2 separate regions of the Homo sapiens genome follow, and region 1 is linked to region 2. A link is a loop called in an ENCODE intact Hi-C map of the cell type or tissue named here. Cell type or tissue: Caco-2. All regions are shown on one strand. Each heading gives the region's core, and the rest is flanking DNA. Links, peaks and the distances in the headings are about the cores only.

Evidence for each region. Hi-C counts contacts between places; a loop is a spot of excess contacts. Peaks named below come from ENCODE experiments on the same cell type or tissue, not always from the same donor. Only the 100,000 strongest peaks of a DNase experiment are listed, where the experiment ranks them.
Region 1: a loop joins it to region 2, with 4 times the contacts of the local background. A loop is called at or near these places in 1 of 110 quality-filtered maps.

The regions. Positions count from the first base shown.
Region 1 is chr17:27,605,049-27,612,948 of GRCh38, forward strand. It overlaps KSR1 (kinase suppressor of ras 1), which reads left to right. Exons shown (of 21, transcript NM_001394583.1): 14 at 386-765; 15 at 2,866-2,962; 16 at 4,148-4,281; 17 at 5,019-5,150; 18 at 6,446-6,581. It also overlaps the pseudogene ITM2BP1. Among named protein-coding and RNA genes, the nearest start is that of LGALS9, 22 kb to the right of the region's middle. In Caco-2, for the core only: a CTCF peak has its summit at 4,726 (motif pointing right); a DNase peak (open chromatin) is centred at 4,743.
Region 2 is chr17:27,687,671-27,695,570 of GRCh38, forward strand. No RefSeq gene overlaps it. Among named protein-coding and RNA genes, the nearest start is that of LGALS9, 60 kb to the left of the region's middle. In Caco-2, for the core only: no CTCF peak of the experiment used is centred there; a DNase peak (open chromatin) is centred at 3,401.

The sequences.
Region 1 (7,900 bases), core at 2,306-6,305, 82 kb before region 2:
TACTCCTGCCCAGGGGAGAGTCAGAAACTCTGTGTTTAAACAAGAGTTCCAGAAGGATGGATGCAGTGAAATTCTTCTATGCCAGGGATGCTCTTGCTCTTTCCTGGACAATTAGATGTTGCTCACAGGTAGGTATTGGAGTATTAGCATGATGAAGGGCCTCAGGTCACCGGGGCCAGCCGCCACATATTGTGGATGAGGACATTGAGGTCCACTGATGCTAAGTGAGCTGCACAGCAGGCCAGTGCAGAGCTGCAACTACAACCTGGGTCCCCTGGCAGGATGCCTCTCTCCCCTGTTACCTGGCTAGGGCTCCAGGAGAAGGAAGAGACGTCGCAGAGCCCAGATCTGCTGCCCATCCCTGTTCTTCCTGCTCTCCTTTCAGGCTGAGGAGCCAGAGGCTGGCAAGTCAGAGGCAGAAGACGATGAGGACGAGGTGGACGACTTGCCGAGCTCTCGCCGGCCCTGGCGGGGCCCCATCTCTCGCAAGGCCAGCCAGACCAGCGTGTACCTGCAGGAGTGGGACATCCCCTTCGAGCAGGTAGAGCTGGGCGAGCCCATCGGGCAGGGCCGCTGGGGCCGGGTGCACCGCGGCCGCTGGCATGGCGAGGTGGCCATTCGCCTGCTGGAGATGGACGGCCACAACCAGGACCACCTGAAGCTCTTCAAGAAAGAGGTGATGAACTACCGGCAGACGCGGCATGAGAACGTGGTGCTCTTCATGGGGGCCTGCATGAACCCGCCCCACCTGGCCATTATCACCAGGTAACCAAGCCCTAGGACCTCATGCTGGATGGCCAGCTCAGCCTCCCCCTTCCCAGGGAGCCCTGTTTGTGTGGATGCCCTAGAGGGTGTGGAAGTTCTAATAGAGGCATAAAGAAGAAAACCAAAAATGGGGTATAACTTCCTAATCACATAACCGCATTGACACTAAAAAATAAATAAATATGGGCTGGTGCAGTGGCCCATGTCTGTAATCCCAACACTTTGGGAGGCCAAGGTGGAAGGATTGCTTGAGCCCAGGAGCTTGAGACCAGCCTGGGCAACATACTGAGACGCTGTCTCTACAAAAAAATTAGCTGGGCCTGGTGGCAGGTGCCTGTGCCTGTGGTCTCAGCTACTTGGGAGGCTGAGGCAGGAGGATCGCTTGAGCCCAGGAGGTCAAGGCTGCAGCGAGCCAAGATCATGCCACTGCACTCCAGCCTGGGTGACAGAGTGAGACCTTTCTAAGTTTACAGAAGATCAAATGTCCATAAAAGGTACAGAGTGAAAGCCAGTCTTCTCCCACTGCAACTGAGCGCTTCTCCCCAAAGTCAGAGACACTATAAACAGTTAACATTCCTTCTGTTAAAAGGAAGACATTTGCATATACTCACGTTTTTAAACTGTTTATTCCTTTTTGTAAAAATACAAAGGAGAGATCATGCTGGCTCACACCTTGCCTCCTGCACCCGATTGTGGGTCTGAGGTCTACTCTCTTCTAACACCTGCACAGTATCCCCATCACGTAGGCTGAACCCAGTGGTGTGCTGGTAAATGTGTAACAACCAGTTTTGGGGCAGTATGGAGGGAAGCCCTAATTTATAACATCCATCACTTCCTGTGGTGTAAATACTCTCACCATGGTCAATTTCAGACTACCAATGTTATCTCCTGGAGTGGAGTAGAGTTGGGAAGAGTTGTATAATCAAGAGCTGATCACTGGTGGTCCCGTAATTTATTTACAGAACAAGACTCCATCTCAAAAAAAAAAAAAAAGTAGTTAATGAAAAACAAAACAGGTAATTAATTAATGATAAACTAGACAGGGTCTCGCTCTGTCACCCAGGCTGGAGTGCAGTGGCGTGTTCTTGGCTCACTGCAACCTCTGCCTCCCAGGCTCAAGCAATTTTCGTGCCTCAGCCTCCCAAGTAGCTGGGATTACAGCCGTGTGCCACCACGCCTCGCTAATTTTTATATTTTCAGTAAAGATGAGGTTTCACCGTGTTGGCCAGGCTGGTCTCAAACTCTTGACCTGAGGTGATCCGCCCACCTCAGCCTCCCAAAGTGCTGAGATTACAGGCGTGAGCCACTGTGGCCTGCCTGAAACAGGAAAATATTCATTAACAAAAAAATCTTACTTTGTTTAGAATACGCTGAAGAAAAGTGGGACACAGATAAGGAAATCACCAACCAATATTCTCTACCCCTTGCCTGGTTTTCAAAGGCTCTGAGACTCCAAGAATATTTTCCTAAAAACATAGTCCCTTCCTAAGATAGCTCCCTTGGACCCACATTCTCTCTGGGTCCCTCCTCACCCGGGGTTTTAGGAGTTGATGCAGGTGGCGACCCCAGAACTGAAGCTCCTTTTCCAGTAGTCACCTTGACGCCCCTAACATCTACCCCACCCCCTTTCCCTCCTTGCACACTCCTTTATTGTAATAAAAACCCTGTGATCAAGAAAAAATGAAAACTATAATGAGATTCTTGACAGTGAGCCCCAGAGCCTTGATGTTGCCTGTTGATGCCCTTAAATTAGCCAAGTTCTTCCCCATCAGAGTGGTCCTGCCTTGAACCCACCAAGCATGGCTACTCTGAGTTCCTGAGAGCTTTGATGCACTGTTTCCTGTTGTAGGATGGGCAGGCACTGGCTCTCAGGGAATGGGGGTTTGTGTGCGTGTACGTGTGTGGTGTCATGTGTTTCTGCACGTTCAGGCCAGGCCCCAGCAGGACTGGGCTGGGTTAAAGAAGATTTGGCTCACAGTCGAGGGGCTGGAGAGAGTCCTTGCAGGCAGACGGGCACAGTTCTCCCCATGGGCTCCACCAGGGTTGGGGTCAGGCCGCACCAGCCCCAGACTTGTGCTTGACCCCCACCACCCTCGACAGCTTCTGCAAGGGGCGGACGTTGCACTCGTTTGTGAGGGACCCCAAGACGTCTCTGGACATCAACAAGACGAGGCAAATCGCTCAGGAGATCATCAAGGTGAGGGGGTGCCCAGCTGCTGGGGGTGGGTTTCTGGCCGGTTCCAGGGCTCTCGGCTGTTCCTCTCGCCCTGTTACTCCCTGTTAGGGTGGTTTGGGCAGCTTTGCCTCTCCTTCTAGCTCAGGCTCCTCAAGGGTGGGACCCCATCTCTTCCTCCCTGTCTCTGTCTCATTCATTCAGAGCTGGGAGCTGATTGTCCACATGATTAGGCTTGATGGAATTGACTTGGTTGGGAAGGAACTTGGCAGGCTTTAGAGGCCAGTTTCAATCCTGGTCACACCCTTTGTGTGACCTTGGGTAGGTTTAGCCTCTCTAAGCCTCAGTTTTCTCCCCTGTAAAATGGGGATCTTCATATATCCTCCCTCTCTGGATTGGTGTGAGGTTAAAAACGCGATAATCCATGCTGTGGGGTACACAGGAGCCCTGGGTCTGGTGTTTGAAGACAGCTTGACCTTGGATGAGATCATGCCTATGTCAGGTCACCCACGCTCCATGCACCTGACTCATCAGTGTTAGTTCAAATAGAGCATTGGTTAGAAATCACCCACTGCCACCTCTTCGCTTGATAGGTGAGGAAACCAGTCTTCAGAGAAGTTGAGCACTGTGTCCAAGGCCACAGAGTGAGTGAGAATCTGAGCTGAGATGGAGTTCAAACCCCAGATTTCTTAGTCCAGGGCTCCTTCTACTACAGCTCAGACATTAGGAGCACTCAAAGTTGGGGACCCCGCTGTGGGAATGCCTCTCTGTTCCCCCACCTTGAGCCCTTGTCCTGCCTGAGAGCACAGACCAGCTGTGCATATCCTGACAGAAAACCCCAGCTCATTTAGGCCCTTTATGACTGTACACTGATAAATCTCACTGTCCCTGACCCCCCGGCTCCCTGCCCATCACCCTGTTCACACCTCCTACCTTAGCCAAGGTTAACATGGTTGTTTAGAAGCATGGTAACATTAAAAGAGCATAGACCGGTCTGGGATCAGATCTCAGCTCTGCTTCTTCACTGCTGTGTGGCTTGGAGCAAGTGACTTTCCCTCTCTGAACCTCGATTTCTTCTTCTGTAAAATGGGGACAATATACTGCATGGAATTGTGAAGATCAAATATGGGGATTTAGGTAAATCATCCAGCCCAGGGTGGCACCTCCGTCATCGTTGCACATCTTCACTCCTCCTGATGTGTCCTCCAGGGCATGGGATATCTTCATGCCAAGGGCATCGTACACAAAGATCTCAAATCTAAGAACGTCTTCTATGACAACGGCAAGGTGGTCATCACAGACTTCGGGCTGTTTGGGATCTCAGGCGTGGTCCGAGAGGGACGGTGAGTTGGTCTTGAGTGTCTGGGTGGGTTGTGGGTGCTGGATGGGGAAGAGCAGGGCTGAGGTCTGGGCACTTTCACTGTTTGTTGCTGAGCTGCAGCCCTCCCTGCAGGGAAGCCCAGGTCGCTTTGGTCCTGCCCTCGTAGTTCTGGTTCAGAATCAGATTTGGGTCGCGTTTGGATTCTCAGGCCGACTTCCACGGAAACCAGGTCCCCACACTCACATTTGCCCTGGCTGTTCACCCGCTTGGCCAAGGAACCAGGTCATTTCCCCACGATGAGGAAGAGTGTCAAATTTTATTTCCCCAAATCTTGAAGGGATTGGCATAGGGAGAAAGGCCCCTCCCCTCACATCTAGGGGAACCCAAAAGGGAGCATGGCAGCAAGGCTGCAAGGCCAGCCCCAGCCAAGTTTGAGATCCACAGGCAGATCAGGGTTCCTGGTTAGAGAGGCGCCTCATTCTCCAGCAGAGGGAGCTGGGCACCTTCACCAGCAGCTCCCTGTCAATATTTATCCATTCTTGCCCTGCTTTTCTAGAAACAACCGGTCATGACTCCTTTGTAGAATTCCTCAAAAGCACCGGTGCCTTTCCCAAGTGCAGGGTCAGTGTTCTGGGTCTGGGTGTGTTTTCTAAGCTGTGTGTGGGTGTTCTGCCGGCCCTGGGGCAGACCTGTGCCAGGCAGGCCTCTTTGCTGCCTGCTGAAAGGCCTGTGTCCTTGTCCCGGCTTCCTGGTCTCCAGGCGTGAGAACCAGCTAAAGCTGTCCCACGACTGGCTGTGCTATCTGGCCCCTGAGATTGTACGCGAGATGACCCCCGGGAAGGACGAGGATCAGCTGCCATTCTCCAAAGCTGCTGATGTCTATGCATTTGGGTGAGTAGGCCCCTGGTGCCCTGAGGCCAAGTGTGGCCAAAACAGAGGGCCCTGGTGGCCATTGGGGGCAGAGGGAGGCATGCTTTTAGGTGTTGAAAACCCAGGCTCTGGAGTAAAAAATCAACCTTGAGTCCTGGCTCTGCCGCTTGTTGAGTGCATGGTCTTGAGTCCTGGCTCTGCCGCTTGTTGAGTGCATGACTATATCCTTGACCTGGAATAGCTCCTCCCAACAAGGTCATTTCATGAGGACTAAATCAGGTAATTGTGTGCAGTGCTTAACACTGGCTGTCAGCCCCACCCAGCTGATCTGGGAGGATGCTCACCAGAGCTGACCAAGAACTGCTCCTCCCAGTCTGGGGGAGCTGGATATCCTGCCGGCTCTGCTACCCCACAAAGACCTGGGTGCTGACCAGTAGCAATATAATGTGAGCCCGATATAGAAGTTAAAGTTTTCTAATAGCCACATTAAAAAAGAAATGGATGAAATTAGTTTCCCCTGTTTATGTTTTATATATTATAAAACGATATATTTTATTTAACTCAATATATCCAAAATATTATTTCAACATGTAATCAATATACAAATTAATAAGATATTTTATATTCTTTTTTCCTACTAAGTCTTTAAAATCTGGTGTGTTTTCTGCCTAGAGCACCCCTCCATTCAACTGTGCACATTTCAGTCACTCAGTAGCCCCCCTGTGGCAAGAGGCTCCCACATTGGACAGTGTGGGTCTGATGGAGAAAGTCCCATCCCAAGTGAAGAAAGCCAAGGGGACGTAGAGAGGCCAAGGAAGGCTCACCACCCCGGTCACCTGTGCTGTATCTGGGTATCCTTCCCAGTGGGGTGGCCTTGGCGCCATCCTTCCTCCCTGACCTTTAACTGTATCCTTTCCTGAGCACCCATGTGTGCCAGGTGCTGGGCTTGGCAATTTAGTACTCCTCAAACAACCCTGTGACAAGAGACATTAGCCCCACTGAGGTGAAGCAGTTTTACTGGGATCTTGCAGCTAGAAGGTGGCAGAGCTGGATTTGTGCTGAGGTCAGAATGACCACCAAGGCTCCGGTCAAACCTGCGCTGTCTCAGACTTCCCACCCAACGAGAGCACAGGGCCCAGGTCCTCTAGGGCTGGGAGGAGCCTCCAGGAGCCCACTGTAGCATCCCCTGAAGCCAAGTGGGTGAGGAAGGCTGGAGAAGGGTCCTGATCCTCTGGCTGGGCTATGGCTCAAGGGCCCCTGGGCTTGAGCTGGGCACAGCGGCCCAGGAGCTCACAGACATGGCTGGGTCTCTGCAGGACTGTTTGGTATGAGCTGCAAGCAAGAGACTGGCCCTTGAAGAACCAGGCTGCAGAGGCATCCATCTGGCAGATTGGAAGCGGGGAAGGAATGAAGCGTGTCCTGACTTCTGTCAGCTTGGGGAAGGAAGTCAGTGTAAGTAGTACCTGCCCTGGGTGGAGCAGTAGGGCTGGAGGTGGGGTGGGGCATGTGGCATGGCTGCCCTTCACTCACCCACCTGAGAAATGGGGTCGGTGAGGAGCTCTGCCACCTGCACGTGTCTAGCTAGAGATGAAAATGATATGCATTGCCCGGGAATGGGGAAGGAACAGGGAGGCATAAATAAGAAAATATCTATCCTCACCCCACTGCTCACCCTTTTCATTCCTTTCAGTCTTTTTTTTTTCTTAAAGATAATGGTTTTCATTGATTTATGAGATGAAAAGAAAGTAAAGCCCCATGTTATTTACATGAAAGAAGATAATTTTTTTTAAAAAAATCACTGCTGAAAATACAAATAGTTGTGCTATGCTGTGGTATTAAATCTTTCCTCATAATGTTTTTCTTGACTATTAAGAACAAATCAAAGTTTCCACAGCAAACTTGTTTTCAAAAAACCAAGTCTTAATTATAGTGGCCGACTTCTCATTTCTACATGGTTTCTCCTTAATGGATTCTCTGTGTTTGTAAGTTTTGTCAGGCTAAATAAGAGAGAGAGGCTCTCAAAAGATGTTTATTTGGAAATAGAGCGTTGCACTGGGAATATGCATGCCATGGTGAATGGCTTGCTTATTCAGGGAGGTAAAGGAAAAAATGAAGAGGATTACACAATTATTTTGACATATTTAGTAGTTTTCCCTGGCTACAGAGATGAGTAACAAGAGTGATGTCAGTCCAAGGTTAGACAGGTTGTTTGAGGCAGATGTCCTTGTAGGAGTATTTTTGTATAAGGTTGCCATGGCCTTCGTACAAGGTTGCAGTTTTTGCAGTCTTTAGTGGTAGTTTTTGTTATCAGACATACAAGCCCAAGAAGCCTCTCTTCATGGCTTTCCCAGGCCCGATTTGTCAGAGTTTTCTTCACATTTGTGACTCTCTTTTGATTCTGACAGCTTTCAGTTTCCTTTATCACAGCACAGTGATATATAAAGAAACTCCAGGGCTTGGTGTTTTCAGTGCCATCAGTGATAGCCATGTGTCCATGAATCAGATAGGATTGGGACAGAACAGCCTTGATGTTAATAAGCAACTCCAGTCAGTATTTGGGCAGCATAACAATTGAAGTCTTCAGAGGGACCACCCAGCACTTGTCCAGGCTAAGATACAAACAGGCTGTGAGCTTCTTGTTAAGGTCATGAACATTGCTGGCAGGATCACTGTCTGTCTGCAGACTCTGTCTGCAAATTTGCAGTGATGAATTCAACCTCATCGTCCTCCAAGTTCTTAATAGATGGTAATATTTTTCTCAATTGACTGGT
Region 2 (7,900 bases), core at 1,483-5,482:
GAATATGGTGTAATCCAGAAATCAGAAGTGCTCCAATCACACTGCATTTGCATGCAATGTTCGAGACTCACTACCCAATCTCCAAGCCAAATAACAGACTGTCTTAAATCATTAATTTGATTAGCCAATTTTTGATCAATACTTTGCTGAGAATTCCACATTTGGGTGGAATTGGCTTGCCAATCATTAACAAAATGAGCCATTTGAATAGACTGATATAACACCATTCCAGCAGTGGTGGCCATTGCAGTGACCATAATTAGGCCCATGATCACAGTGATTAAAGTGAAAACAAATATCTTAGATCTTTTTGTTATTCACTGTAACACTTCATTAATTAAATGTATCGAGGGGGAGGATTCCCAAGGTCTGGGCAAAGTTAACGGAATCCAGATTCCTTCTTGAGCTCAAACCAACATTACACTTTTCCTGGAGTCAAAATGGGAGTTAATACAAGTGTATAAATGACAATCAATGCATTGGACAGTTTGATTGTTAGTCCAAATTTTGATTTTCCCACTAACAGCATGTAAGGAGGCTTAACACAACTCTGTATGGGAACAGTCAGGTTGGAGGTAAGCAAAGCAAAATGTCTGGATCTATGTTGATACTGAGGGAGAGGGATGGTAGTGGGGACAATAGACAGAAAAGTTTCCCCTTCCCATACTCACGGTCCAGACATGGTAAGAGCCAATTTCCAAAGTTCTGGGTGTTCTTGGCTTAGAATGGGGAATATCATATGAGGCCTCGGGGGGGGGGGGGGTAATGCCTTTATCTTCCCATTTTAAGGGAAAGAATGAGCTGAACCTCCTATGCAAAGTAGAATGATGATTCTCATTCTCCCGATAAGAAATAAAATAAGTAGCCTCCAGGCATTCCCTTCTGGAGAGGAGCAATTGTTTTTTAAATAGACCTTTGGTGCCCAGTCTATTACTAAACCATATGAGCCATTTTTTAATATTACTGCATGTGGGTTAACACAATCTTCCCAAATTAAAGTTTTAGATGGGCCCTCAAAATTTTTAGGGCATGGTTTTCCTGCAGGTTTATATTGAAAGTATGGGGTATCTCCCATTACTCCCCCTTTCATTTGTTTTAAAGGAGAAAGGGAGAGGCTGGAGACAAAATGTCCTGGTTTCTCTGTAGCTGATCTCTCTGGAAGATAAGCAGCCCAGACTTGGGTTTCTAGATGGATACAACCAGATGCATGTCTGAGGCACAAAGAGGGGGTATCTATAACCCATAGTAACATTAAATGCAGTGCCTTCTTCTTCTGGTTGAGCAGGGCAATGCTTATCTGTGGCTCCAGGCATCCACAAACTATCATTAGTGTAGATTTCTGCAGAAGCATCCATCCAGGTGAGAGGTCAAATGAGTGGAGGAAAAGGCACATAAGCCCAGCAAGAATAATTTTGTGTAGCAGGTAAATCAGTGTGAGAGGAAACTGGTGAGACAGAAAGTATAAGGAGGACAATCATTAAATAAAACCTGTTGTAAGTGAGATTCAGTGCTGAAGGAGGAAGAGAAGAACAGAGGGATGTTATTTCCAGGTAATAGAAATGGTGAGATTTTTAGGTTTGTAAGGAGAAAAAGAAAGGTATTTAGGAGAAGTGGGATTAGTTAGATGGGTCTCCGTTGCCATCAGGGAGTATTGAACCAGGCCCATTTTGATTTGGTGTGCCAGCTTCTGAGGAGTTGGCACAGATCTCACCACATCTCAGGGTGGTCTGTGACATGGACGTCTTTTCCCTGTGGTTTTCATTGTTAGTATTCACACGAAGCTTGAGTCTCCTAGTGGGCACCCAGACAGGAGATTGATGATCTCCTGGTGAAACACAAGCATATCCTCTCCCCCACATTATAATTGTGCCAGGTTCCCAGGTATTGGTTTGGGAGTTTTTCCATAACACTGGCTTGCCTTCGTTTAGGGAGAATTTTTTGCCTGTATAATGGTGTTTGGCTGCAGTTAGATTATTATCTTTAGGGACATTTACAAAAGTTAAAGTAAACAATGCCAAATATAATTGGGAATGGGGGGTAGTTAAATTATGTTTTTGTTGTTCAGACTGTTTGGGCAATTGAGTTTTTAAGGTGCAATTGACCCATTGCACCACAGCCTGTCCCTGAGGATTGTAAGGGATTCTGGTAGTATGGGAAATTCCCCATTGTTGCATAAATAAATCAAAAGCCTTACTAACATATCCAGGGGTGGTGTCTGTCTTTATTTGATATGGAAGCCCCATAACTGCAAAGCAAGAATACAAATGTTTTTTAACATGGGCCATGCCTTCCCCTGTTTGGCAAGTAGCCCAGATAAAATCTGAGAAAGTATCTACAGAAGCATGCACACATGAAAGTCTCCCAAAGGAGCTAACATGAGCCACATCTATTTGCCATAAATCATTAGGAGTTAGGCCTCTGGAATTAACACCAGGTTCCTGATTTGGAAGTATAAAGACCTGACCCTGAGGGCAGCTGTGAACAATAAGCTTAGCCTCCTTCCAGGTGACAGCAAATTCATCTTTTAATACAGCAGCATTGACATAAGAGAGATTATGGAACTCCTGAGCTTCTTGGGTTGCAAAAAAGACCAAACAGTCAACTTTATGGTTACCAGCAGACATGGGTCATGGTAAAGTGGTATGAAATCTAATATGTGTAATATAGAAAGGGTGTTTACTGTTTATGTTGGCAAACTTCCTGTTGTAGCCTTGAAAATAAAGAAGCCAGTTCAGAATTATCAATATATTTGATGGTAGCAGTTTCTATATTTTTAGTGGCATGTACAACCTAAGCAGAATCAGAGACAATATTTAAAGGTTTGGGGAAATCCTGTAAGGCAGTAATGACAGCAATTAACTCTGCCTTTTGAGCAGAGGTATAAGAGGTAGAAATAAGCTTGTCTGTAGGACGTACATAACCAGCATTTCCATTACTGGAGCCATCAGTGAACACTGTAACGGCCTCAGGAATGGGCTGATCTTTGGTTAATCGAGGGACCACCCAAGACGTCATTTTTATGAAATCAAACAATTTGTTTTTTGGATAATGATTGTCAATAACACCAATAAAATCAGCCAAGTGAATTTGCCACAGTACAGAATGTTGAAAGGCGGCTTGAACTTTGAGCCGATTTAAAGGAACTACAATTAAATTCAGATCAAACCCGGAAATTTTAAGTATTCTGCACTGTGCCTGTCCAATTAGAGTGGCTGTTTGGTCCAAATAAACAGACAAAGTTTTCAACACAGAATGAGGAGGAAAACACCACTCTACTAAATCATTATGTTGAACTATTAGTCCAGTAGGGGAGTGCAATGAAGTGAAAAAGAGAAGCTGAAAAGGCTGAGATGGCTGTACTCTAGATAACTGGGCTGTCTGGATTCCTTCTTCTATGAATTCCAGTTCTAGTGAAGCCTCAGGGATCAAAGTCCTGGGACTGCAGAGATTGGAATCTCCCAATAGCATAGAAAACAAGTTAGACAGTGCATAGGTTGGAATGCCTAAAGTAGGTCTTAAATAATTAATGTTACCCAAGAGTTTTTGGAAGTCATTAAAGTTTTCAAAGAATCTCTCCTAATCTGAACTTTTTGAGGTTGAACGTGTTGATTATCGACCACCATTCCTAAATATTGAACTGGAGTGGTCTGTTGAATTTTATCCTGAGTGATGTGTAATCCAGCCTCTGTAACACAGCAGCTCAAAATTTGATAACAGTCAATTAATTCTTTATCAGTGAGGGCAGCAATTAAAATACCATCAATATAATGAAGAATATAGGCCTGGGGAAATTGGGCTTGAACTGGTGAAAGCACTTGTCCAACATAAAGCTGGAAGATTGTAGGGCTATTCAGCATTCCCTGAGGAAGTACTTTCCATTGATAATGAGCCATATGCTCTTGATTATTGATAGATGGTACAGTAAAAGCAAATTTTTCACAATCCAATTTATGTAAAGCAATATAAAAAAATCTTTAAGATCAATAACTATGAGAGACCAATTTTTAGGTATTAAAGCAGGGGTAGGCATGCTGGGTTGGAAGGCTCCCATAGGTTTAATTACAGCATTAATGGCCCTTAAATTCATCACCATCTGCCACTTGCCTGATTTCTTTTTTACTAGAGACACAGGAGAATTCCAGGGGGAAAGAGAAAATTCCACATTCCCAAGTTGTAACTGTTCAGAAACTGTCCATTGTAAAGGGATAGAATCAGGAGGCATGGCAGTGGCTGCCATTAAAAAGGATAACTTAAAGCAACCCTGTCTTCTTTTACAGTAATTGGGAAGGATTTAGTAATCCCTTCATGTTTTGGACTGAGTCCAGGAACAAACCCCATGTTTTCTATCATATGCTGACTGGGAGCACTATAAGAGTTATGTGTAATATTAATTTCAGTCTCCCATTGTGCCAGTAAATCTCTACCCCAAAGATTAATGGGGATTGGCATGATATAAGGCTGAATTGTACCCTTTTCACCATCAGGGCCAGTGCAAGGCAAGATAAATGTGCTCTTGTAAACTTCATCAGCTTTTCCAACACCTACTAGTCCCATGTTACTGGGATGTTTAAGCCAGGAAGAAGGCCATAAATTAGAGGAAATAATAGAAACATCAGCCCCAGTATCTACTAGGCCCTCAAACTTTTTTCCTTGAATGTGCACGTGGGCCATTGTTTAGAAATTACATTAATCCAATAAGCAGTCTTTTCACTGCCAGAGCCCGTCCCATGGCCACATGTCTTATCTCCTTTGCTTAAAACAATATTAGGTAGTAAAAGCAATTGAGCAATTGATTCACCGGATGGAATGAAAACAGGAACCTTGGCAGACATGATTAGTTTAATATCATCAATGGAATCAAAGTTAATGAGATCAGTATGAATGGTGATTCCTTTAGCAGAGGTAGATGCTCTACCTAACACCAGGCCCACCGAACGTTGAGGTAAATGGCCAGTGACCCCATGGGGACAATTAAAGGCAAAGAGTTAGGTAGTAAATTTAGAGGAATAGTACTACAGAGATTGACTGCCCCATGCCTTACTGTGGAGATGGACAAGCATTGTACTGAGACAGAAGGAGAGGCTGGGACCCATATGGGTTGGCTGTAGGTAAATTTGTTTGTTCTGGGGGCTGCATTGGGACCACCTGAAGCAGAAACACAAGATTGGTCTGAGTCTGAAGCATCCCATTTGATATTGGGGCCTGGGACTTGCCCTGCTTCCTGTTTCCCTGGTTTTGTGGCAGGGAGTTTCCATCTATATCATTCTTAGAGTGGCAAGTACTTGCCCAATGTTTACCTTTGCGACAATGTGGGCAAACAGTAGCAGCAGCATTTGGCCATGTTTGTTGAGCCAGCTTGGTCACTTTTAAGTTTTTAACAGTGCAATTTTTCTGAATATGACCAAGTTGACTGCAATTATAGCAGGCTCCAAGAAAAGAATTAGTGGGGCCAGTTTGATTGGTGTCCTTCATGGCCTGTGGCCACAGAATACCTTTGTGGGTGTCTGATCCAATGCCTTCACAAGCTTTAATATATGCAGGCAACACCTCGTGATCAGGTAAATTTTGTCATTGGATGGAACACATGGCCATTTTACACTCATGGCTCACATTTTCAAAAGCTAACATAGGAAGGAGAATACCTACAGCATGCTCATCAGAGACAGGTTTTTCAACAGCATCTTATAATTTAGCTAAAAAATCAGGGTATAATTCAGTGTGACCTTGTTTAACCGTAGTAAAATAAACAGGAGCTTGGCCTGGGGCACATAATTTATCCCAAGCTCTCATACACACCTTTGTTGCTTGTTCTGTGGTAAGAGCATCAAAGTTTAATTGGGCATAAGTATCAGAGAAACTATCAGAGCCTGTGAGCTGAGCCTGAGTAATTAGAAAGCTAATAGTCCAATTTAGCTGGGCCTGCAAACGGGCCTCCTCTGACCACCAGGTATGAAATTGTAAATGCTGAGATGGGGTTAAAACAGCTTTTTCCAAAAGGTCCCAGTCTAAAGGAAGAAAAATGACCTCAGTACAAAAAGTTAGTAATACCATTTTAACATAAGGAGAAGTAGGGCCATACTGAGTACAAGCATCCCTAAATTCTTTTAAAAAGGTAAGATTGAGAGGTACATAATGACACATTTGTACCCCTTGGAAGTTGGGAGGTTCTAGCATGACTGGATAAGCCCACGCATCTAATCCATTTGTTTGTTTATTTTGGCATAATAAACATTGCACTGAAGTTTTAAGAGTAGGCATCTGAGACAGAGTTGGCATAGATGTGACAGGAAAAGCATGTGTAGATTAGGGAAACTGAGGGTGAGGGGGTCAGACCAGAATGAGAGCATGAGAAATGGGCATTGGGGGAGCAGAAGGAGCAGAAGTATACTGGTGATTACTGGCATCCCTGTGTGAAGAAGGGTACAGAGAAGCAGGCTGAGTGGATGGCAAAGTGACTGGTTGAGGAACTGAAATGACCAGAGGGTGATGGGCTGCAGTGGATGGGGGAGGGCCTGAATAATTATAGGTAAATTGTAGTTTGGTCCCAGAGCCATTAGCTGACTCCAGAGGTTTGAAGAGAGAAGAATTTGCATATATATGGTCCCGGGCTGTCTGAGTTGGGGCCATGGGAGCTACAAGTACCAGCTCTTTGTGAAAAGAAATAAGGTCATCAAGGGGTGACATTAAGCCAAAGTCACTGGAGTTAGATATTGAATTGTCAGCATCATTAATTGGGGGAAGAGTAGGCGAAGGGAGAGGCTGATCAGTTAACAAAGGCTGTGTAGGAGAGGAAGGTTGAGGAAGAGGTGGAGGGTCATCAGATTCAGAAAATTGTGGTAACTGTAGGGAGTCACGGGATTGGTATGTCATTAGGATGGCACATGCCAAGGCCCAATCACCCCAAACAGTGATGGGAACATAATTTCCTGTTGAGACCAGTTCCTGGAATGTTGTGCCAACACTATCCCATAGTTCTACAACTAAGGTTCCTTTTTCAGGAAACTAAGGACAGTGTTCTTCCACCGCCCTGAATAGAGTGACCATATTTTCCATGGTTACTCAGACTCTGCCCTGTTTTTACAGGAGTTTAATATAGCAGAGGTAAGCATGAAGTTTAGACTCCATGTGGCCCATAGTTAACCTGGACCATACACAGACTACTCACCAGTTGTCAGGGAGTCGAACAAGTGTTTCCTTGGACTGAACCAATGGCATTTCTCCCCACCTATCAAAGGGAATTGGGTTTGCACATGCACTTAGGAAAAAAGAAAAACCACACTGGGTGCCAGATATCAGGGGAACCAGCCCCCAGTATTTCAACGTAGGTTCTTTTCTATTTTCCCTAAGTGTCAGCCAGTCTGAGAAATAAAAAGGGTGCAAAACAGAGAAATTTTACAGCTGGGCCTCTGGGGGTGACATCACATGTTGGCAGGTTCTGTGATGCCCACCTGAGCCACAAAACTAGCAAGTTTTTATTAGGCATTTCAAAAGGGGAGGGAGTGTACTAATAGGGAGTGAGTCACAGAGATCACATGCTTCATAGGGCAATAAAATATCACAAGGCAAATGGGGGCAGAGCGAGATCACAAGGCCAAGGTGAAATTAGAATTGCTCATGAGGTTTCATGTCCCACTGTGCACACATTGTCATTGATAAACATCTTAACCAGAAACAGGGTTCGAGAACAGACAACTGGTCTGATTAGAATTTCACCAGGCTGGAATTTCCCAATCCTAGCAAGCCTGCAGGCATTGCAGGAGACTAGGGCATATTTCATCCCTTATCTACAACTGCATAAGACAGACACTCCTAGAGTGGCCATTTTAGAGACCTCCCCCTGGGAACGCATTGTTTTCCCAGGACTGTTCCTTGCTGAGAAAAAGATTTCAGTGATATTTCT